Linked DNA regions of Homo sapiens: regions 1, 3, 4 and 5 are each linked to region 2. Evidence: chromatin loops called from intact Hi-C (ENCODE). Cell type or tissue: PC-9. All regions are shown on one strand. Region 1 overlaps KAT14 (lysine acetyltransferase 14). Region 2 holds the start of OVOL2 (ovo like zinc finger 2). Region 3 overlaps LOC124904876 (a long non-coding RNA gene). Region 4 has its middle 36 kb from the start of MGME1. Region 5 has its middle 36 kb from the start of ZNF133.

Region 1 (4,000 bases), 86 kb after region 2:
CCAACCTGTGAAAGAAACGTGAATGTAAAAGAGACCTAAATAAAAGGATAATTATATTTATTCTCTAGTTGATCAGCTATAAATTTATATAAAACATAGGCATGTTTGTACTAATGAAACGTACTGTCAACCTCTATCACATTGTTAAATTAACACTTTTGGTGGTAACTCAATAAAATTGAGAAAATTGGAAATCCTGTGTTACTTAAAGAATTAGCCATATTTTTCTAACAAGGTCACAGAGATTTAGGGCCAAATTCCAGTCCCAGTGTTGAATTCATGTTCAAGTTTATAAAAATTACTTTGTTAATATTTAACTTACGTGGAGAACTCCTGCTATTGTATACTGAAAAGAGGTTAGAATTAGCAGATTGAAGGTGTTTTTTGCCCTTTTTCTAGGACCAGTCTTTTTTTCCATTTTCCTTTTTTTCTGCTGGCAAGAGATACCTCATACACACTCCCTGATTGCCTCAATCTTGAGATTTTCTTTTCTTTCTTTTTTTTTTTTGAGATGGAGTTTTGCTTTTGTTGCCCAGGCTAGAGTGCAATGGCATGATCTCGGCTCCTGGGTTCAAGCGATTCTCCTGCCTCAGCCTCCCAAGTAGCTGGGATTATAGTGTTTGCCAGCACACCTGGCTAATTTTTTTTTTTATTTTATTTTTTTTTTTTGAGACGGAGTTTTCCTCTTATTGCCCAGGCTGGAGTGCAATGGCATGATCTTGGCTCACTGCAACCTCCGTCTCCCAGGTTCAAGTGATTCTCCTGCCTCGGCCTCCCGAGTAGCTGGGATTACAGGCATGCGCCACCATGCCCGGCCAATTTTGTATTTTTAGTAGAGATGAGGTTTCTTCTCCATGTTGGTCAGGCTGGTCTCAAACTCCCAACCTCAGGTGATCCATCCGCCTCGGCCTCCCAAAGTGCTGGGATTACAGGCATGTGCTACTGTGCTCGGCCCTGATCTTGAGATTTTCAATGGCCAGCTTCCTGGCACCTGAGGAGTATGGCTTGCCAGCCATCATATGGTTTATACCGAAACAGGATTTTCCCATTAGGCAAGAGACTAGTAAAGATATAGGTACTTGAGGAATGCCTTTGTGTAATATAATTTGTAACCAAGTCAGAGAAATACATATATAACTGTGAAGAGGGTCATTTTCTGGCATGTGGAAATGTTTTTCTTAAAATGGGTTCAACTTCAAATTTAGTCACTGTTAACAAATTAATAGTAACATTTTCACAGGAAATGCAGAATTTACTAGTTAGCTGGTTTTTGCTTCTGAGCGGTCTCTGTTATTGATTTCAGGTTCTGCCTGAATTCTCAGTGGCTTTCCCTTTGTCCTGTTGAGGACAAATTTTAAGCTACCCTTTGTGGTCAGGACCCTGCTAACTGTAGTTTCTTTGATTCCCACACAACTTTGCAGTTAGGGTGAACTTATTCTTCACAAACAATTCTTATCCTTAGGGCTTTGCACAGTTTTTTTCTTCTGGAATATGCATCTCCACAGCCTCCATTCTCCCTATACACAAAGAGACCCCTTTTCACCTGGCCAATTTCTAATCCTAAGCCTCCCCCTAATATAGGTTGGGCCTCCTTTTATTTACCCTCACACTGCCCTGTGGTACACAGCACATTCCATTCCTTATGTGTCACAGAGCATCAGCATCACCTGAGGGACTAAGAAATGTAACTCCTAGGCTCTGCTTCAGAAATTGATGCATTTTATCTGGGCTAGAATCAAGCATATTTAGAAAACCAAGAACAACTTGGGTGATTCCAATGCACTGTGAGCATGGAGAACCACTGTGTTGTTGTGATCACCTGTTTTCTATGCAGCCCTCAGGGAAGTGCAAACCTGTGAGATCAGGCACCATTATCTGTCTTGGACTTTGTATTCCCAGTTCCTAGCCCAGTGCCTGGTATGCAGAGGGAGCTCATATTTTTTGAAAGAATGTGTGAAGAGACCTGCCTCTGGGAGTCAGGAATGTGACAATTGGGAAATCCAGCAACAATACCTGCTTTTCCAGTACCTTTCTCCTAAAAGTTACTGGATCCTACAGATCTTAGTGGGCGTATACTTGGTGTTAGAAGAATAGAAATCTTTCTAATTCCCTTCCTTTTCCCCATTTTGCAATTGTGGGTTGGCTGAAGAAAAGAAGACAACATGGGAAAGGAAAATCTGGGTGATAAACGGATTAAACCTTTAGGTTACCGCTGCTCTAGATAAACCCATGATGTGACTTTTTGTTTTTCTCCTAGGTCAGCTGAGGGAACAGCTCAGTTACCTTAAGGGTGATAATTTTTTTAGGTTTACTTGTTCGGATTGCTCAGCAGATGGCAAGGAGCAGTATGAAAGGCTGAAGCTGACATGGCAGCAAGTGAGTAAAAAGCCCTTCCCCAAATCCATGAGGGTGGTTCCCCCAGGAGTTTGTTGGAACGAATATCTAGAAACTTAGGGATGAGCTTTTGAGTTGTTTGGAGGGGCACTTTTTATTTCGCAATGAAATTAGATACCGAATATGTGGAGAAGGGAGTGAAAAATACTCGCTGTAATCCCAGCACTCTGGGAGGCCAAGGCGGGCAGATCACCTGAGGTCAGGACTTCGAGACCAGCCTGGCCAACATGGTGAAACCCCATTTCCATTGAAAATACAAAAATTAGCTGGCTATGGTGGTGGGCCCCTGTAATCCCAACTACCTGGGAGACTGAGGCAGGAGAATCGCTTGAACCTGGGAGGCGGAGGCTGCAGTGAGCCCACACCGTGCCACTGTACTCCAGCTTGGGCGACAAAGTGTGACTCCTTTTCAAAAAAAAAAAAATATATTCACTGCTGACTTGGTGAATTGGGCTTGAGAGGCTTGAGAATCTCATGATTTCTTTTATATGTGATACCAAGCTCTGATTATAATTGAAAATGAAATTCTCATTTTCCTGGCAGCCATTTTAAGAACAATAAAACTATTTTTTTAAAGTGGAAAGATGGCTATGTTGAAAATAGATTTGGAAGAAGGAAGGTGACTGATTGCAAAAACCAACATAACCCAGCTTTTCTGCATTTGAACTCGGAGATGTTTGAATTTTTGTTTGCTGAAATACTTGTTCCTTTTTAACTGTCTCTAATATCAGCACCCTAATCTAAGTCAGCTGTATCCTAAACAATAGCTTTTTGCTGATCTCCAGGTTGTATTAAATTGTTTTAGTTTTGTTTCTATGTCAATATGTTAATGTATAATATGAATAATAAGGCATCAGTGTATACTTTTTAGTTCAAAAACCAGATGAAACCAGACATGGTGGCTCACATCTGTAATCCCAGCACTTTGGGAGGCGGAGGCGGCCAGATCACCTGAGCTCAGGAGACAAGCCTGGGCAACGTGGTGAAACCCCGACTCTATAAAAAACAGGCCAGGCGCGGTGGCTCATGCCTGTAATCCCAGCACTTTGGGAGGCTGAGGGAGGCAGATCACCTGAGGTCGGGAGTTCGAGACCAGCCTGACCAACATGGAGAAACACCGTCTCTACTAAAAATACAAAATTAGCTGGGTGCGGTGGCACATGCCTGTAATCCCAGCTACTTGGGAGGCTGAGGCAGGAGAATTGCTTGAACCCAGGAGGCGGAGGTTGCAGTGAGCCGAGATCGCGCCACTGCACTACAGCCTAGGCAACAAGAGTGAAAGTCCATCTCAAAAAAAACCAAAAAAACAAAACAATACAAAAATTAGCTGAATGTGGTGGTGGTGCACTCCTGTGGTCCCAGCTTCTCAGGAGACTGATGTGGGAGGGTTGCTTGAGCCTGGGAGGTTGAGGCTGCAATGAGCTGTGATCGAGCCACTGTACTCCAGCCTGGGTGGTGACAGAGTGAGACCCCATCTCAAAAAAAAAAAAATTATATATTACTTAGTTTTTATGTTCATTCATTCATTCAACAGATACTGAGTACCTGTTATGAACCAGGTGCTGTTCTAGGCCTGAGACTACTGTGGTGAACGAGACAGCTAAGG
Region 2 (4,000 bases):
GTCCCTCATTGCCTGCCCTAACCCGCCTAGAAGACCCCCGCGTGCCCCCCGGAAGAGGGGGATGAGGTGGGGAGCCCGCCCCTGCCGATGAGCAGAGAAGACCCGCCACCCCTTCCCCCACCCCGGGAGCCCAGCGCCCAGGCCCGGCCCCCGCGCGCGCTCACCTGGGATGTAGGTGTCTGCCCTTTTCTCATCCGGGAGCTCATCCCAGCTGCGGACCGAGACCCCCAGGCTCCTCCTCTTCACCAGGAAGACTTTGGGCATGGTGGGGTCCCCTCTCCCGACTGCGGCCCCCTCCTCCCGGCTGCTCCCCGCTAGGGGCAACGGCGGCGGCTCCGTCCCCGGCTCCCGGCGGCCAGAGCCCACCTTCCCGCCTCGCCTGCCCTCTTCCTCCACCCCCCGCCGCGGCGCGGCCCAGGCCTCTCCCCCGCACGCCTGGCGACTCCCAGCCTCCCGGCTCGGCGACACCTATGCCTTAAATCGCGAGTGAGACCACGCCGGGGAAAAAGTTTCATAAGGTGGAATAGAAAAGGCACCAGGAAACTTGGGACTGAGCATGCGCCCTGCAACATAACGGTGTCAACAAGCTCGCTACCTGTCCGACCGGTTCCGGCGGCCGGGGCTGCCTGTTCCAGCCCTTCCTTAGGCATGAATGTTTGCAAAAGAATTTAAAGTCTGTTCTTCCCCCTCCTCTTTTTAAGAAAGGAAGAACATTTTTTAATCAACCCCCGCCCCATTCCCCCATCACCTGCACCTCGAGGCGAGCTCTTCGAGGTAAACCCCAGGTTCGCCTCCCAGGGCACCCCTCCGGTGAGTTGGGGCCTCCCACGAGTTGCCCCCCTCCCCCGCCCGGTGGATTTGTCTTCGACGAGCCAGAAAATGGCTCAGTTCCCCTGGACCTTGTGGAGCCTTCCTGGGGCTTGATGAAATCTGGGCGGTCAGAAGGGGGAGGCGGCGGGAGACTTCCAAGGATTCTGATTATTAATAATGGGGGGTGGGGGCTTAGGGGCTTAAGCTTTCCATCAGCTACAACACCCCCCCCCCATAAGCAGTAAAAATAAATTTAAAAATTCGGCATCTTTAGACCACGTTATTTTTCTGACTAGTATCATACAATCTAAGAAAAACAAGCCTTGCCCCGCCAAAGCAGCTTCTCCTCACAAGACGTTGCACCCCCCGAGAGCCCCCTCACCCCAAGTAAACACACAATAGAAACAAAAGCCAGGAGCATATTATGCAAATGCAGCTTCAAAACAAGCCCCCAATCCTCGCCCACTCCCACCGTTGCCTCTCCTAACCACCCGATCCCCAAATTCTGAGACTGGGAAATACCTTTCCAGGAAGCTAGCATAGTGAACATTGGCTACATCTTCTAGCCGCCCCTACCGGGGAGGTAGGAAAGCTTTGCATTTATTATTATATCTGTTTGTTCCTATCAACCTTTATGCCTGGAGGGGAGAGGGAGAGAAGGAGGGGGAGTTGGTAAAATATGCCAAGTTTGTAAAGCAGTTGTGCTCACGTTGCGGGGCGCGCTGCCCTTCCCAAGGCCTTGTTCGGGTGCGCCCAGGACAACCGGCACAGCCTCTTGTGTCGCTGCGGTCGCCCTCCTCCAGGAGGTCGTCAGACGTGTGCCAGCTGCCGGGTGCTGCGGGGGCGCGTCTGGTCAGGGATGCCCTGGAGCCCAAGGCTCACCCAACAGCCAGCCTCACCTGTCTGTAACCTGACCCTCCGCGCTCCCAGCCTACAGGGCCCGGGAATCAACACAGCGGTTTTCCCTGTTCCCTTCCGCCCTGAATGGCCCTTGGGGACACAACCGCCTGGTAACGGATTTCTCGGCGCTACTGGCGGACTCGCGCGGCGCAGGGAGCCGGGGCGCAGCTCTGCCGGGGCTGCGGGCGGGACCGGTGCGCGGCGCCTCTAGGTCTGCCCTCAAGGAGTCACCCTCTCTGGACTGAACTCTGAACTCCAGCTTTTCTCTAAGAAAAACCAGCTAAGAACGAAAAAGACTTTGATCCCGGTGAGCCGGAGGAGGAGGAGGAGGAGGAGGAGGAGGAGGAGGAAGACATTTCTGTAGCGGTGCAGGAAAACAAGGCTTCTTGTCTATGAGGCTGATGGGGCAGCTTCCGGGAGACTCTGCAGATGTATTTTTATCCACCAACAAACGGGATTTGCTAGAAAGAAGGAGCTTGGGTGAATGGAAGAGTAAAAATGAAGTACAACTATGAAGTTACAGAATTATTCCCAGTCTTTAAAAATCTTCAAAACTTCACTTCGTTCAGAACTTCCAATTATACAGAAGAGGCTGTCAACTCCATTAACAAAGCTTTTTTTTCCTTTCACTGGATTTCAAACCAGTGAGTGTCTTGACTACTTTGCCTATTTGTATTATTTTAAAAGATTATAGGATGATGAGGTATAAGGCTAGAAACCTCCAAAGCAATGCAACCTTTATAGGTTTGGGGATGAAGACTTAACAGGATAACAACCTTTTTATTCTATGGTCGTTGGATGCACACCTACTATATTTGCTGGGTGCTTCCTGAGGAGAAAGGAATTTAATGTGTTTTATTTCTCTCTTTTTTCTTGATCAGATGTGATAGGGGTCTATCAAAATTATTAACATGTACAAAGAACCAGCTTTTATCTTGGTTGACTTGCCTCCATTGTAAGGTCGGTTTTCTAAGTATTATGAGAGGAGTTGATAGAGTATCCCAGAAAGCAGGATAAGAAGTGAACCCAATTCTCCTTTTCTTGCACTACTATTATATGCTTATACACTGTTGGTGAGAATGCAAATTAATTCAGCCCCTGTGGAAAGCAGTTTGGAGATTTCTCAAAGAACTAAGAATAGAATTACCACTGGACCCACCAATCCAATTACTGGATATACAACCAAAGGAAAACAAATCGCTTTACCAATAAACACTTGTGTGTTTATTGCAGCACTATTCACAGTAGGAAAGACATAGTATCAACCCAGGTGCCCATCGATGGTGGACTCAATAAAGAAAATATGGTACATATACACCATGGAATACTATGCTGCCACAAAAAAGAATGAAATCACATATTTGCAGCAACATGGATGCAACTGGAGGCCATTATCTGGGCAAATTAACTCAGAAACAGAAAATCTAATACTGTAGGTTCTCAATTAGAAGTGGGAGCTAAACATTGGGTACACACAGATTCAAAGATGGGAACAGTTAACACAGGGGATTTCAAAAGTGGGGAGGGAGAGAGGGGGAAAGCCTTGAGAAACTACCTATCAGGTACTATGTTCACTATTTGTTTTTATTTTCATTTTATTTTTGAGACAGAGTTTCCCTCTGTCCCCAGGCTGGAGTGCAATGGTGAGATCTCAGCTCACTGCAACATCTGCCTCCTGGGCTCAAGCAATTCCCGTGCCTCAGTCTCCCAAGTAGCCAGGACTATGGGCATGCACCACCACACCTGGCTAATTTTTGTATTTTTGGTAGAGACAGGGTTTCACCATGTTAGCCAGGCTGGCCTCGAACTCCCGAGCTCAAGTGATCCGCCCCCCTCGCCCTCCCAAAGTGTTGGGATTATAGACATGAGCCACCACAACCGGCCTGTGTTCACTATTTGGGAGATAGGATCATTGGAAGCCCACACTTCAGCATCATGCAATTTACCCATGTAACAAACCTGCACATGTACCCCCGAATCTAAAATTAAAAAAGAAAAGAAAAAGTAAATAATGCTTTAAAGCTTTTTCACATTATTTCCTAAATACCTTTATTTACATTCATTTGGCAATATTATTTGTCCCATTTTTTAAGAAGGAGGGAAAATAGGCTATGAGAAACTAAGTACCATTCAAGTTCTGCTGGGCGCTGTGGCTCACGTCTGTAATCCTGGCACTTTGGGAGGCCAAGGCAGGCAGATCACCTGAGGTCAGGAGTTCCAGACCAGCCTGGCCAACATGGTGAAACCCCATCTCTACTAAAAATACAAAAATTTGCTGGGCATGGTGGTG
Region 3 (4,000 bases), 220 kb after region 2:
CTATACTGAAAACTGTAGGCAACTGTAACATAATGCTAAGTAGTTGTTTGTCTAAACATATCTAAACACAGCATTCATGTTTCTAAACATATCTAAACATAGAAAAGGTAGAGTGAATGTGCAGTATTTGTAATCGTATGGGACCACCGTCATATATGCAGTCAGGAAATGTCATTATGTGGTACATGACTGTATATTCATTTCACCCAGGAATTAGAAGGCTGAAAGGAAACACAATCCATTTTCCAGTTGCTGGAACCACACTAAGAATATCAGCCTGGAATTCAGTCTTTAGCCAGTTTGAATTGTGAACAAATACAATTCAAGATATAATAATCAGGCTTAAAATCTTGTTGTAGTCAAGTGCAATGCTCTTCTACCAAAAGAGAATGTGTAGCATCTCCAGTTTCTGCTTATATCTTGTGGAACTGGAAAAGAAAGCCAGAAGATATCCTGACTTACTCAGTTTTTTGCTAGGATTCATACATCAATTCCTTAAGTGGAAGATGTTCTCTTACATGAATGTGTAGCATCAAGAACATCACAAGTAAGATTTTAATGTGGTTATAATTCATTCCAAAGAGAGAAATACTACTCAAATCCATTACATCTGAACTTGTTTGTTTGCTTTTTAATGTATTTATTGTCTGCTGTAAGCTCCTGAGAAGACAGAGGCTCTATCTCATTTATTGCCAAATCCTTGTTCCTAGAACAGTAGAATAGCAGATGCTCAACAAACCTTTCTCTTGTTCTGGCTAAGCAAATTTATTTAGCCTTTTAACCCAAGATTTAAAAGGATTTAGTCAGAATGAAAAGAAATCAGGAACGGGACCAATTTAAGGTTATACTGATAATCACATCGGTAAGTATGGTGAAAATTTACTGAGCAATTACTGTGTGCGAGGCCACTGTTCTGATGGCTTAAATATGTGGACCCATTGAATCCCCACATGACCCACAGAACCTCATGCAGGTTAAGAAATTTCCGCCAGTTCAGCCAGAGGGTGAGTGGCAGAGCTTGCATTGAAACTTGGGCAGCCTCACTCTACAGCCTGTGCTGTTGCCCATAACAGGCGCTTTAGCTGCTGCGTTTGCCTGAATGCTAATAGCCTTCCACTCCCTTTATTACCTTGAGACTGAGCAGTGTGGACAAATGCAGGTAGCTTTCTTGTCCTTCTTTCAAGAATGTTGGGCCAGGCGCGGTGTCTCACGCCTGTAATCCCAACACTTTGGGAGGTCGAGGTGGGTGGATCACCTGAGGTCAGGAGTTTAAGAACAGCCTGGCCAACATGGCGAAACCCCGTCTCTACTGAAAATACAAAAATTAGCCGGGCATGATGGTGGGCGCCTGTAATCCCAGCTACTTGGAAGGTGGAGGCAGAAGAATCACTTGAACCTGGGAGGCAGAAGTTGCAGTGAGCGGAGATTGCGCCACTGCACTCCAGCCTGGCCGACAGAGGGAGACTCTCTGTCTCAGGAAAAGAAAGAAAGAAAGAAAGAATGTTGTACCTGTACATTTAACTTGTTCAACAGTCATTTTCCCAATTACTCCATTTTGCTAGTGGCAAAACTCCTGATAAGCAGATGTTCTGTCCCTGGGCAGTTTCCTTTGGAAACTACTTGGTGTATGGAAGCTTCACACCCTTAGTTAGCTCAAATATGGCTCCATGCATGCATTTCGAGGCCTGAGGATCCATTTCAGCCCACCATTTTGAAAATGCTCATACAATATTAGCTTCAATGGGGACAAGGGCTTTGTTTGGTTGACGCTATAAACAAACAGTAGTTGGCACCAAGTAGACCCTCGGAAAATATGGAATGAATGAATGAAGCCATGCCCTGAGAGCCCTGAGACAATACGTGACACGTCCATACCCCACCCCCTCCAGTCAACAAGAACGAGAATGGCTATATTACTTATCTGCATTTTATTTTAGAGCAGTAACTGACTATGGAATTACAATAGTGTCTTTTTTCCATCTTCTTCAATTATATCCATAGTTAAAATATAATTAAAATTTCAACCTCACAAGATTTGGAAAGATGCAAAGTCAGTGGCTTCCTCTGAGGCCTTAGCTACCCCTTGTCCAGGGAAAATGCTGGCCTCTGGACAACTGAATCCTGACGAGAACACTTGCGCCGGTCCTCTACCTGAATTGCCAAAAGGGCCCGCAGGGAAAGGAAGGAATCACCATGTTTAGGGCGCCCTCTTCTGTTCAAAGGGCTGAAGCCCGTGGAGCCAGGGCAAGGCTTTCAGCGGATGAGCATCTTGGAGCAAACGTCAGAGAACCACATACTTTCATTCCTGGAAAGGGCTTTAGAGATGACTAGTTCAAACTACACATTACACATGGGAAACTGAGGCCCAAAGGGGTCAAATGCCTCATCCACGGTCACACAATTGGTTAAATCTCGAAAGAGGAAGAAACCGGACTCCCTGGCCCAGACCCCTCAGTAACAAGAGGAAAATGAACTCGTAACTCCAGTCTCTTATGCCTTTGTAAAAATCAAGAAAAATTAATCACAAATCTATAGTGCCAATTTCTTACGATTTATACCTTCAACTTCCTGTAATGTCACTATTCACATTTTCAATACGTTAACAAAGGTTCCCCAAGCATAGATTTCCTTAAGAATCAAAGAGAGACTTGCCTCTATTTTTTTTTTTTTTTTTTTTTTTTTTTGAGACGGCGTCTTGCTCTGTCACCCAGGCTGGAGTGCAATGGCATGATCTCAGCTCACTGCAACCTCAGCCTCCCGGGTTCAAGCCATTCTCCTGCCTCAGCCTCCCGAGTAGCTGGGACTACAGGCACCCGCCACCAGGCCCAGCTAATTTTTATACTTTTAATAGAGACAGGGTTTCACCATGTTGGCCAGGATGATCTCGATCTCTTGACCTTGTGATCCGCCCGCCTTGGCCTCCCAAAGTGCTGAGATTACAGGCGTGAGCCACTGCGCCCAGCCGACTTGCCTCTATTTAGTCCAGCCATTCCTTTCATTATTTTTCTCCACAGGCCTCATATTTGAAGGTTTTTAGTCTACCAAGCAAGCCACACTTTTAGAGTAAAAATGCATTTTCTCATTTAAAAAAGTACAGAAACAATGACCATGTATGAGACGTTACGCTACTGATATTATCAAATGAAATTTAAAATGTGAAATGCTTGAAACAGTGATTGATACATTATAAATATGCCAGAGATGTTCGCTATTATAATTCTACAATAACAATCAACAGTAGAAAGAAAAAAAGTACTTTTGTTAGTCTGTGCAGCCCTATGCAAGATTAATGTATCATTTCAATTTGATATTTTGAAATACTAAAAATAATAGTGGAGTTCAAAGGTAATTCTGGGGATACCTGGAAGCCAAAGATCCCTAGGTTGGGGCCAACTGCTGTAACCCATTAATCTCCCAGCCTGGGGTGGGGGGCTTACTCTGCCCTTACATGGGATTGTGATGCTCTCTCATCTAGTGCGTTGATGTGGGTGCCTTTGTATGAAGGGTGTGTCCTTGGCAGTCCTTCAAGCCTTCTTGCTACTCCACTAAAACAAACATATCCTATAAACAAATTCTTACAGATAGATAGCTGGAGCCTAATAAGGATGTGTTGAATGTTTGCAACTCTTTGCTAAGACCACAGGCTTCTAAAAGGAAAAGAAAAAAAAAAGCTAATTCCATTTATGTGATGTTCTAGAACAGGAATCACTAATTTGGTGACTGCCTTTGAGGCAACAGAATTGAGTTTGACTGGGAAGGGGCATGAGGAAACCTTCCAGAATGGCGGGGATATTCTCATCTCGAGAAGGGTTTGGGTTTTATGGGTGTCTGCATTTGTCAAGATTCATCGAATAGTACACTTAAGATCTGTGCATTTTGTTGTATGTTTTAAATTTAAAAAAAAAAACCATTGACAAATACTGAACTCTAATGACATGTATGCTGAACGATTTAGGGGTGAACTGATGTCTGCAACTTTGAAATGCATCAAAAAAGTGGA
Region 4 (4,000 bases), 54 kb before region 2:
AACCCTGTCTCTCCAAAAAAAAAAAAAACGGCTGGGCACGGTGGCTCATGCCTGTAATCCTAGCACTTTGGGAGCTGAGGCAGGTGGATGACCTGAGGTTAAGAGTTCGAGACCAGCGTGGCCAACATGGTGAAACCCCCGTCTCTACTAAAAATACAAAAATCAGCCAGGTGTGGTGGCACACACCTGTAATCCCAGCTACTCAGGAGGCTGAGGCAGGAGAATCGTTTGAACCCAGGAGGTGGAAGTTGCAGTGAGCCGAGATCACGCCACTGCACTCCAGCTTGGGCAATGGAGTGAGACTCCATCTCAAAAACAAACAAACAAACAAACAAACAAACAAAGCTGGATGTGGTGACTCACACCTGTAATCCCAGCACTTTGGGAGGCCGAGGTGGGTGGATCACTTGAGGTCAGGAGTTCGAGACCAGCCTGGCCAACATAGTCTCTACTAAAAATACAAAAATTAGTCGGGCATGGTGGCACATACCTGTAATCCCAGCTACTCGGGAGGCTGAGGCACAAGAATTGCTTAAACCCAGGAGGTGGAGGTTGCAGTGAGCTGAGATCGCACCACTGCATTCCAGCCTGGGCAACAGAGTGAGACTCTGTTTCAAAAACAACCACAAACCAGGGCTAGTAATTCTAACTCACTTCTGCTTTCCAAAAGCAGAATCTGAGGGCTGCTCTCTCTTTTATAAAAGGAAGATATTCGAACAAAAGGCCAGTGACAAAGGCTGTGTTATCTACAGAGATTTTCTTCCAAACAGAATCAGAAATATAGAAAATGGATACACTTTTTTGCGGTGTACTCCAATGTTATTTAGAGCAGCACAGCACAGTACATAAAATTGTCTCAAGTCGTTTAGGAAATGCTGAGGCTAGACCAGAAACAAGAGGGAGAAAATCGCCCGTTTAACAACTTTCCCCTTCATGAAGCTCGAGACACATATAGGACATGGGGCAAAGACCTGGTGTGGCTCAGGGACTTTCCACCTCCTAGCTGTGTAACCTTGAACTCACCTGTCGACATTTGGAGGCCTGGGGATTCTCAAGAAAAATGCAGTTAATGACAGCTTGCCTGCCTCACAGGGTCCCTTAAGAACCAATTGTGAGCCTACATGTCACAAGCCCTCATAGTCTGTAAAATGCTGAATAAATAGAGCAGATTGTAAGGCTATTCCCTGAGGCTAGGCATGAGGAGGTGAGCTGTGAGGAAGGGAGAACCAGCTCATTAACCAGGGGAACAAATGACAGTGTGATGGCATCCCTCCCACATCCATGGGGGCCTCTAAAATCAAGGAGCCAGCCAGTGGTAGGGCCTAGAGATGAGAGGACTGGTGGCCTCTCCAACTGCTTTCCAGTTCCAGGACCTCCAGCTTGTCACCAGGACAACCAGGCAGCCCTCACTCCCTGCACGGCAGCTCAGGTGTCACCCCAGGACATGGAATTGATCGAGAGGCCTCTGCCCCTTCCTTTGGTAGGTTTCTTTGCTGAATGCTCAAGAAGCAGCTCCCTGGTTAGGAATTCCAAGAACTTCTAACTGACAGGGAGTCCCAGCTGTCCCATCATGGAAGGCAGCCACCATATGTGTGGAGAGACTGTGAACTGTGAACTACACTTACGTAACCCTGAACTCGAGTCTTGCTCACAAGACCCAGCTCATGTTCCCTGCGCTGCGAAGCTTCCCAGGAATGGTCCGTGGTTGTTCTGTCTACTGTTGCATTTGACACAGGGCTCTGCCAAGGTATTCACCACATCTGCTTGTATATCCATCTCCCCACTAGACTCTGGGCAAGCCTCCAACTTTCAAATTATTATTATTTTTTTGAGACAGTGACTTGCTCTGTTGCCCAGGCTGGAGTGCAACACTGGTGCCAACATGGCTCACTGCAGCCTCGAACTCCTGGACTCTAGTGATCCTCCCACCTCAGCCTCTTATGTAGCTGGGACTGTAGGCATGTGCTACTATGCCTGGCTGATTTTAACAGTTTTTGTAGAGACAGGGGTCTTGCAATTTTGCCTAGGCTGGTCTCGAACTTTTGACCTCAAGTGATCCACCCAACTCAGCCTTCCAAAGTGCTGAGATTACATGCATGAGCCACCGTGCCCGGCCTAAACCTCCCATTTTATGTTTCCTCTGCCCCTGGTCTAACTCAGTGCCTGGTATGTGGCAGACACACAGGTCAGTGTTACAAATGACCATACCCTCACACTCGCTGTTCCAAATGATGGCTTCTTACTAAGAACCTGAGAATTTCTGCCTGCGGGTTTTGTCTGGGTGCGGATCAGGCCAAAGTTCCATGGAGTTAACACCCTGGGGCAACACTTAAGCAATGAAAACCAGCAGTTAGTGGATGAATAGCCCAGCACGGGACAACCCTGGGGCAGGTTCTGCACAGTCACCTGGCCAGACCCAGCAGCACTGAGCCCTGGCTGTCCACAGCAGTGACTGCTCATAACCACTCTGCCTTCTCTTTCAGTCTCACTTCCCCTCTACCATCTCACGCTTTCTGGGTCAAAGAAACTACTATCTTGGGGTCTGCTTCTGCTGGAGCTCAAACCAAGACAACTGGCTAGTTGGCTGATTGGCTGTGTGAATGGGCACGATTAGCAGCAAAGAAAGAAATGGAAGCCCGCGCGCCGGCTGGGCCCTGGCACATGCGCTGCCCCCACAGTGTGTCTAGACTACGTCGGGGCACGTGCACAGCCAACAGATCCGACACAGGAAAAAGCACTTCTCAGCTGTCCCCACCATCCTGCTATTTGTCATTCCATCCATCTGCTGTCCCCACGAAACGCTCACCCACGTCAGCTAAAATGGTACACTGGGCTTGGAATCGGCTGGGGAAATGTCAGGCTGACAGAACAGGGGGGACAACTGAAATAGCAACTGTGTGGACGGTGGTGGTGACACAAATCTGCCCCTTTGCGTAGAAGGCAGGACTCCCAGAGCTCAGGAGGCCTCTTGCGGAGGAATTGGTATGTGGCGAAGGCTGCAGGGAGGGGGCCCTGGGACTCAGGGGCAGCTAGAGCAGGGCCCTCTGCCCTGAGAGCTCTTCACCCCTTCCTCCCAGAATAGAGGAGATTGTCCAAACATAGAACTCAGTTTGTTTAAAGTCATTGTTTATTTTTAAATGTTCAGTTCGTTTTCCAATCAATCTTCCACGGTGCAGTTCAAGAAAAATGTGTGGATTTTCATGCCTGAGGTCAGTTGCAGGATGTACCTCGCAGAACAGCGTGTGCCCCTGCAAGCTGGGGATTGAGTGTTTTGTTCTGTTTTGTTTTCTCAGGGTAAAGGGGTCATTCTAAAAGCAGGACTGTTTGGATCTTAGAAGATTGGATATTTATTTATTATTTAAATTTTTTTCTTTTCTTTTTTTTTTTTTTTTTGAGATGAAGTCTCGCTCTGTCACCCAGGCTGGAGTGCAATGGGATGATCTCAGCTCACTGCAACCTCCGCCTCCCCAGTTCAAGCGATTCTCCCGTCTCAGCCTCCCCAACCAGCCGGGATTACAGGCGTGCACCACCATGCCTGGCTAATTTTTTTGTATATTTAGTATAGATGGGGTTTCATTTTGTTGGCCAGGCTGGTCTCGAACGTTTGACCTCAAGTGATCCACTCACCTCGGCCTCCCAAAGTGCTAGGATTACAGGCATGACCCACCGTGCCGGGCCTATTTTTTTTTTAATTTATTTTAGAGAGAAGGTCTCCCTATGTTGCCCAGGCCGTTCTCATACTCCTGGGCTCAAATGATCTGCCCACGTTGGCCTCCAAAAGTGCTAAGATTACAGGTGTGAGCCACCGCGCCTGGCCATGGATACTTATACATTCTTTCTACAAATATTTATTGAGTGCCTGTGTTGATCTAGGCACTGTCTTGAGCTCCAGGAAGAAAGCAGTGAGCAAATTCAACAAAATTCCCCACCTCTTCGAGATTACAGACCTGTGGGAGGGCTGGACAGTAAACAAATATATGTACAAATGTCAGGAGATTTT
Region 5 (4,000 bases), 190 kb after region 2:
TGGGAGGCCAAGGTGGGCGGATCACTTGAGATTAGGAGTTCGAGACCAACCCATGCAACATGGTGATACTCTGTCTCTTTAAAAAAAAAAAAAAAAAAAAGAAAGAAATTTTTATTAATTTTCATATGTAAAAAGAGTAGGGTGGTCAGGCACGGTGGCTCACGCCTGTAATCCCAGCACTTTGGGAGGCTAAGGCAGCGGATCACAAGGTCAAGAAATCGAGATCATCCTGGCCAACATGGTGAAACCTCATCTCTACTAAAAATACAAAAATTAGCCGGGCGTGGTGGCATGCACCTGTAGTCCCAGCTACTCGGGAGGCTGAGACAGGAAAATTGCTTGAACCCAGGAGGCAGAGGTTGCAGTGAGCCGAGATAGGACCACTGCACTCTGAGCTGGCGACAGAGTGAGACTGCGTCTCAAGAAAAGAAAGAAAAAGAGTAGGGTAATTGTGATAAAAATAATTGTATCTTTTGGAGATACATGTCTAAATATCTAGAAGTGAAATGATACAATGTCTGGGATTTGCTTCAGTTCTATGGGTGGAGGGGGATGTCACTGAGTGGGATGTGGGGGGCAGGACCAGTCACCACTGATGGCAATTGAGGCTGGGCGATGGGTACTGTGGATTCACTCAACTCTGAACCATTTCTGTGTATCTTCAAAACTTTCCATGGTAAAGTTATTTTTAAAAGCTACTCTTAAAAAAAGATATAAAAAATCATGTAATCTATTTTAGAAAAATTTCCATCAAAATTGCTAAAATAAAATATGGCAATTGAGGAAGGAAAAAAGTAAGAAAAAAATGCAGGAAATATAGTAACATATTTTACAATAATGTCAATCCAAAATATTATTTAAGAAGATTTTGCTACATGACACGAGTAGGGAGTGATATTGTCAATTATCTGAAGTTGCCCATCTAGAAGTTATCAATAAGCTTATTTATCCATCATGAATTTGCTGGTAACCCACTGGGGGCAGGGCATCAGGAACCCCAGCCCGGGCAGGGAGACCTAGGCAGTGTCCTCATCGGCCTCCCCGCCTATGCCAGTGACCATACCACCAAGTCTCTCTGCGTCTGTTTTCTGCTCTGAACAGTGGAGCTCATGATGGCATTAGAGCAACACCCATTTTACTGTGTTGTGAGGAGTAAAGATCATAATGGACATAGGTGCTCTTGATTCATTTGGGAAAAAAGAGGGGCATGGGGCAGGGATTTGCTTGTGGAATAGTGCTCTGAGGGCAGGGAAAGCAGGTAGCTATTTTTATGGGAACCACACACAACCCTAATACTGTAGGAGTTGAAAGAACAAGCTTTTAGGATGGCTCCCAGCACTGCCCCTTGGGAGCTGTCTGCCTTGGGCACTCTTTGCCATAGGCGCTGTCTGTCGGTGCCCCAACGACGTCTTCATCCTGGAATTCAATCAGACCTCAAAGCCCCGTGGTGATAATCAAAAGTATCAATATGTGGCAAAGGTGTAGAAGAGTGATTGGCTTGTAGGAAGCACTTAAGGCAGGTGCACAATCAACTTTGTGATTACTACTAATATAATAAAGCAGCAGGTTGTTTACTCTGATGTCCCGTGGACCCCTTAAGTATTTCTGGAGCCAGGCCTATGTCTGCAAAATGATGAGTTCCTGCCCCAGAGAGCTACAGCATCTTTCTGTAAAACCATAATTGATTCAGACTGCACCTAACTAACCTAGCCAGAAAGTTGGAATTTCAAGATGACCAACTAGACCTTTAATAGTTCAGTGCTTTTATAGTTCATGTCCAGGGTCACATGTCACTGGGAAACAAACCTCCATCCTTCTGTCCTGTGAAATGGGTACTCATCCTCAAGGTGGTAGAAAGGAGAGGCTGCTTTCCACTCTGTTGATGTTGTTAAGTCCTTGCTTAAAGGGTAAGACTGGGAGGTCCCAGGAAGGCAGCCTGAACAATTTCTCTTCTCTCTGGGTTTGCCACAGACACTTCAGTGCCTGCCTTCCTGACAGTGGGATACGCCGGGTGATTCACCAGGTTCAGTCTGGGAGGAGGCGTGGAGGATCCTGCCTATCTTCTCAGACACGCAAAGTCCCAGGTTTTGTTTTCCGAGTCTTGGCGTCCCCAGCCAAAGTTCCTGGGTACTGGCTGCCACCCATGGGAGAGGGGAACACCCACCAGCTCCACCCCATAGGACATTGCTAGGGCCTTAGTCACCTAGAAAAGCCCTCCACGTATTTGCCTGGTTAATGCAACAATAGAAGGGTTACGCCCCAGCAACTTTGGTCTCCTCACTCGGTCACCTCAAGAAAGCCTCATCAAACCTTTGCCATGAAAGCACAATGCCAGAAACGCGGCTGCGTGCCTGGCTTAGCCATACTTGGGCTGCTCTTCATTCAAAAAGGCCTCTGGCAGCCTCTCCTGAAATCATTTGGGCTCGAGATGTCATTCCCTGGTCACACCTAGATTCTTAACTGATTTGTTAAGATTTATGAAGAAAGGCTCCATTCTCTTATTCACTTGGCAAATACTTTTTGGCTCCTGTTCAGAGGTGATTGCAAGAAGCACACGGAGAAGTCAGATGTGGTCTCCGGAGCTGTTCTGGCAGTTTTCACAAGGCCCAGGGGCAGGGTAGAGGTGCATGAGGCCGGGGTGAGTTCTTGGCCTGAAGATCTGAAGACATAGACAAGTTGAGGTACTGCTAACATCCCCTAGGGAGTCCCAGACTTTTGTGCCACCTGGGGTCAGGCAACAGGGAGTGGTAGGGCCTGCGGTAAACCAGAGAATGCACGGGCTTTCTAGAGAGCAGCCGCCCTCCCGAGTAGCTGACTGCTGCCTTGTGGAAATAAGTGCCCAGCTGAGCCAGATCTCTTGTTTTGTCAAGAGAAGCCAGGAATTTGGAGTTATTGTGAAATTTACGGTATTTCATGTTAACAACTAATTTTTTAAAAATTATATATACACATGGAAAGATGCTCAACATTGGTAATCATTAGGGAAAAACACACCAAAACTACAATGAAATACCACCTCACATCCATTAGGATGGCCATTATTTTTTTAAAAAAGAAAATAAGAAATGTTGGTGAGAATGTGGAAAAGTTGAAATCCTTGTGCCCTGTCAGTAGGAATGTAAAACGGTATAGCCACTGTGAAAAACAGTATGGCAGTTCTGCAAAAAATTAAAAATAGAACTACCATATGATCCAGCATTTCCACTTCTGGGTATACTTCCAAAAGAACTGAAAGCAGGGATACTAACAGATATTTATACACCTCTGTTTGTAGCAGCGTTATTCATAATAGCCAAACTGTACCAGGAACCCAAGTGTCCATCAGTAGGTGAATGGATTAGCAAAATGTGATATACGTGAGTGTATACAATGAGACATTATTTAGCCTTAAAAAGGAAGGAAATTCTGACAGTGTTACAACGTGGATGGGTCTTGAAGACATCATGCTAAGTGATGTAAGCCAGTCACAAGAAGACAAATGCTGCATGATTCCGCTTCTATGAGGTACCCAGAATTGTCAAAGTCACAGAGACAGAAAATAGAATGGTGGGTTGCCAGGAGCTGGGAGAGAAGAGAATGGAGAATTAGCATTTAATGGATATAGTTTCTGTTTTGCAAGATAAAAAGAGCTCTGGAGATGGTTGTACAACATTATGAATGTATTTAATGCCACTCAACTATACACTCAAAATGGATAAAATGGTGAATTCTATGTTATGTGTATTTTACCACAATAAAAAAAAATGGGAACAAAATTGTAAGTACAGCACAATTCAAACAAAATTTGTCTTTGGGTCCTGTGGGGCCCGAGGCTGCTAGCTTGTCCTTCTGCCCTACTGGTCTTCTGCGAGAGCCCATGGCCGTTCCACATTCTGGCCTAACTCCACTCTGCGTAGTCTTGGGAGCTGGACACACCTAGGTTTGAATCCTGGCTCTGCTCCTTAGTAGTCATGAGATGCTGAATTCTTCTCTACCAATGGGTCTGGGATTATAAAAGCTT

Evidence for each region. Hi-C counts contacts between places; a loop is a spot of excess contacts. Peaks named below come from ENCODE experiments on the same cell type or tissue, not always from the same donor. Only the 100,000 strongest peaks of a DNase experiment are listed, where the experiment ranks them.
Region 1: a loop joins it to region 2, with 5 times the contacts of the local background. A loop is called at or near these places in 7 of 110 quality-filtered maps.
Region 3: it touches region 2 in a loop (6-fold over the local background); 15 of 110 quality-filtered maps call a loop at or near these places.
Region 4: a loop joins it to region 2, with 2.6 times the contacts of the local background. A loop is called at or near these places in 2 of 110 quality-filtered maps.
Region 5: a loop joins it to region 2, with 12 times the contacts of the local background. A loop is called at or near these places in 3 of 110 quality-filtered maps.

What each region holds. Positions count from the first base shown.
Region 1 is chr20:18,142,976-18,146,975 of GRCh38, forward strand. It overlaps KAT14 (lysine acetyltransferase 14), which reads left to right. Exons shown (of 11, transcript NM_001392073.1): 3 at 2,258-2,376. PET117 (PET117 cytochrome c oxidase chaperone) reads left to right here. Exons shown (of 2, transcript NM_001164811.2): 2 at 1-194. Among named protein-coding and RNA genes, the nearest start is that of PET117, 7.1 kb to the left of the region's middle. In PC-9, no CTCF peak of the experiment used is centred here; DNase peaks (open chromatin) are centred at 1,216, 1,656 and 2,006; H3K4me3 peaks cover 2,766 bases; H3K27ac peaks cover 4,000 bases.
Region 2 is chr20:18,057,371-18,061,370 of GRCh38, forward strand. OVOL2 (ovo like zinc finger 2) reads right to left here and starts at 546. Exons shown (of 4, transcript NM_021220.4): 1 at 165-546. The coding sequence starts at 264. In PC-9, CTCF peaks have their summits at 1,566, 1,770 and 1,970; DNase peaks (open chromatin) are centred at 601 and 1,721; H3K4me3 peaks cover 2,506 bases; H3K27ac peaks cover 1,355 bases.
Region 3 is chr20:18,274,715-18,278,714 of GRCh38, forward strand. The region is part of intron 2 of LOC124904876 (a long non-coding RNA gene); the gene reads left to right. Among named protein-coding and RNA genes, the nearest start is that of ZNF133, 12 kb to the right of the region's middle. In PC-9, CTCF peaks have their summits at 2,218 (motif pointing left) and 2,421; a DNase peak (open chromatin) is centred at 2,217.
Region 4 is chr20:18,003,042-18,007,041 of GRCh38, forward strand. No RefSeq gene overlaps it. Among named protein-coding and RNA genes, the nearest start is that of MGME1, 36 kb to the left of the region's middle. RefSeq lists enhancers at 2,118-2,679, 2,728-2,787. In PC-9, no CTCF peak of the experiment used is centred here; DNase peaks (open chromatin) are centred at 2,290 and 3,920; H3K27ac peaks cover 1,824 bases.
Region 5 is chr20:18,250,618-18,254,617 of GRCh38, forward strand. No RefSeq gene overlaps it. Among named protein-coding and RNA genes, the nearest start is that of ZNF133, 36 kb to the right of the region's middle. RefSeq lists an enhancer at 1,632-2,831. In PC-9, no CTCF peak of the experiment used is centred here; a DNase peak (open chromatin) is centred at 2,324; H3K4me3 peaks cover 2,224 bases; H3K27ac peaks cover 3,734 bases.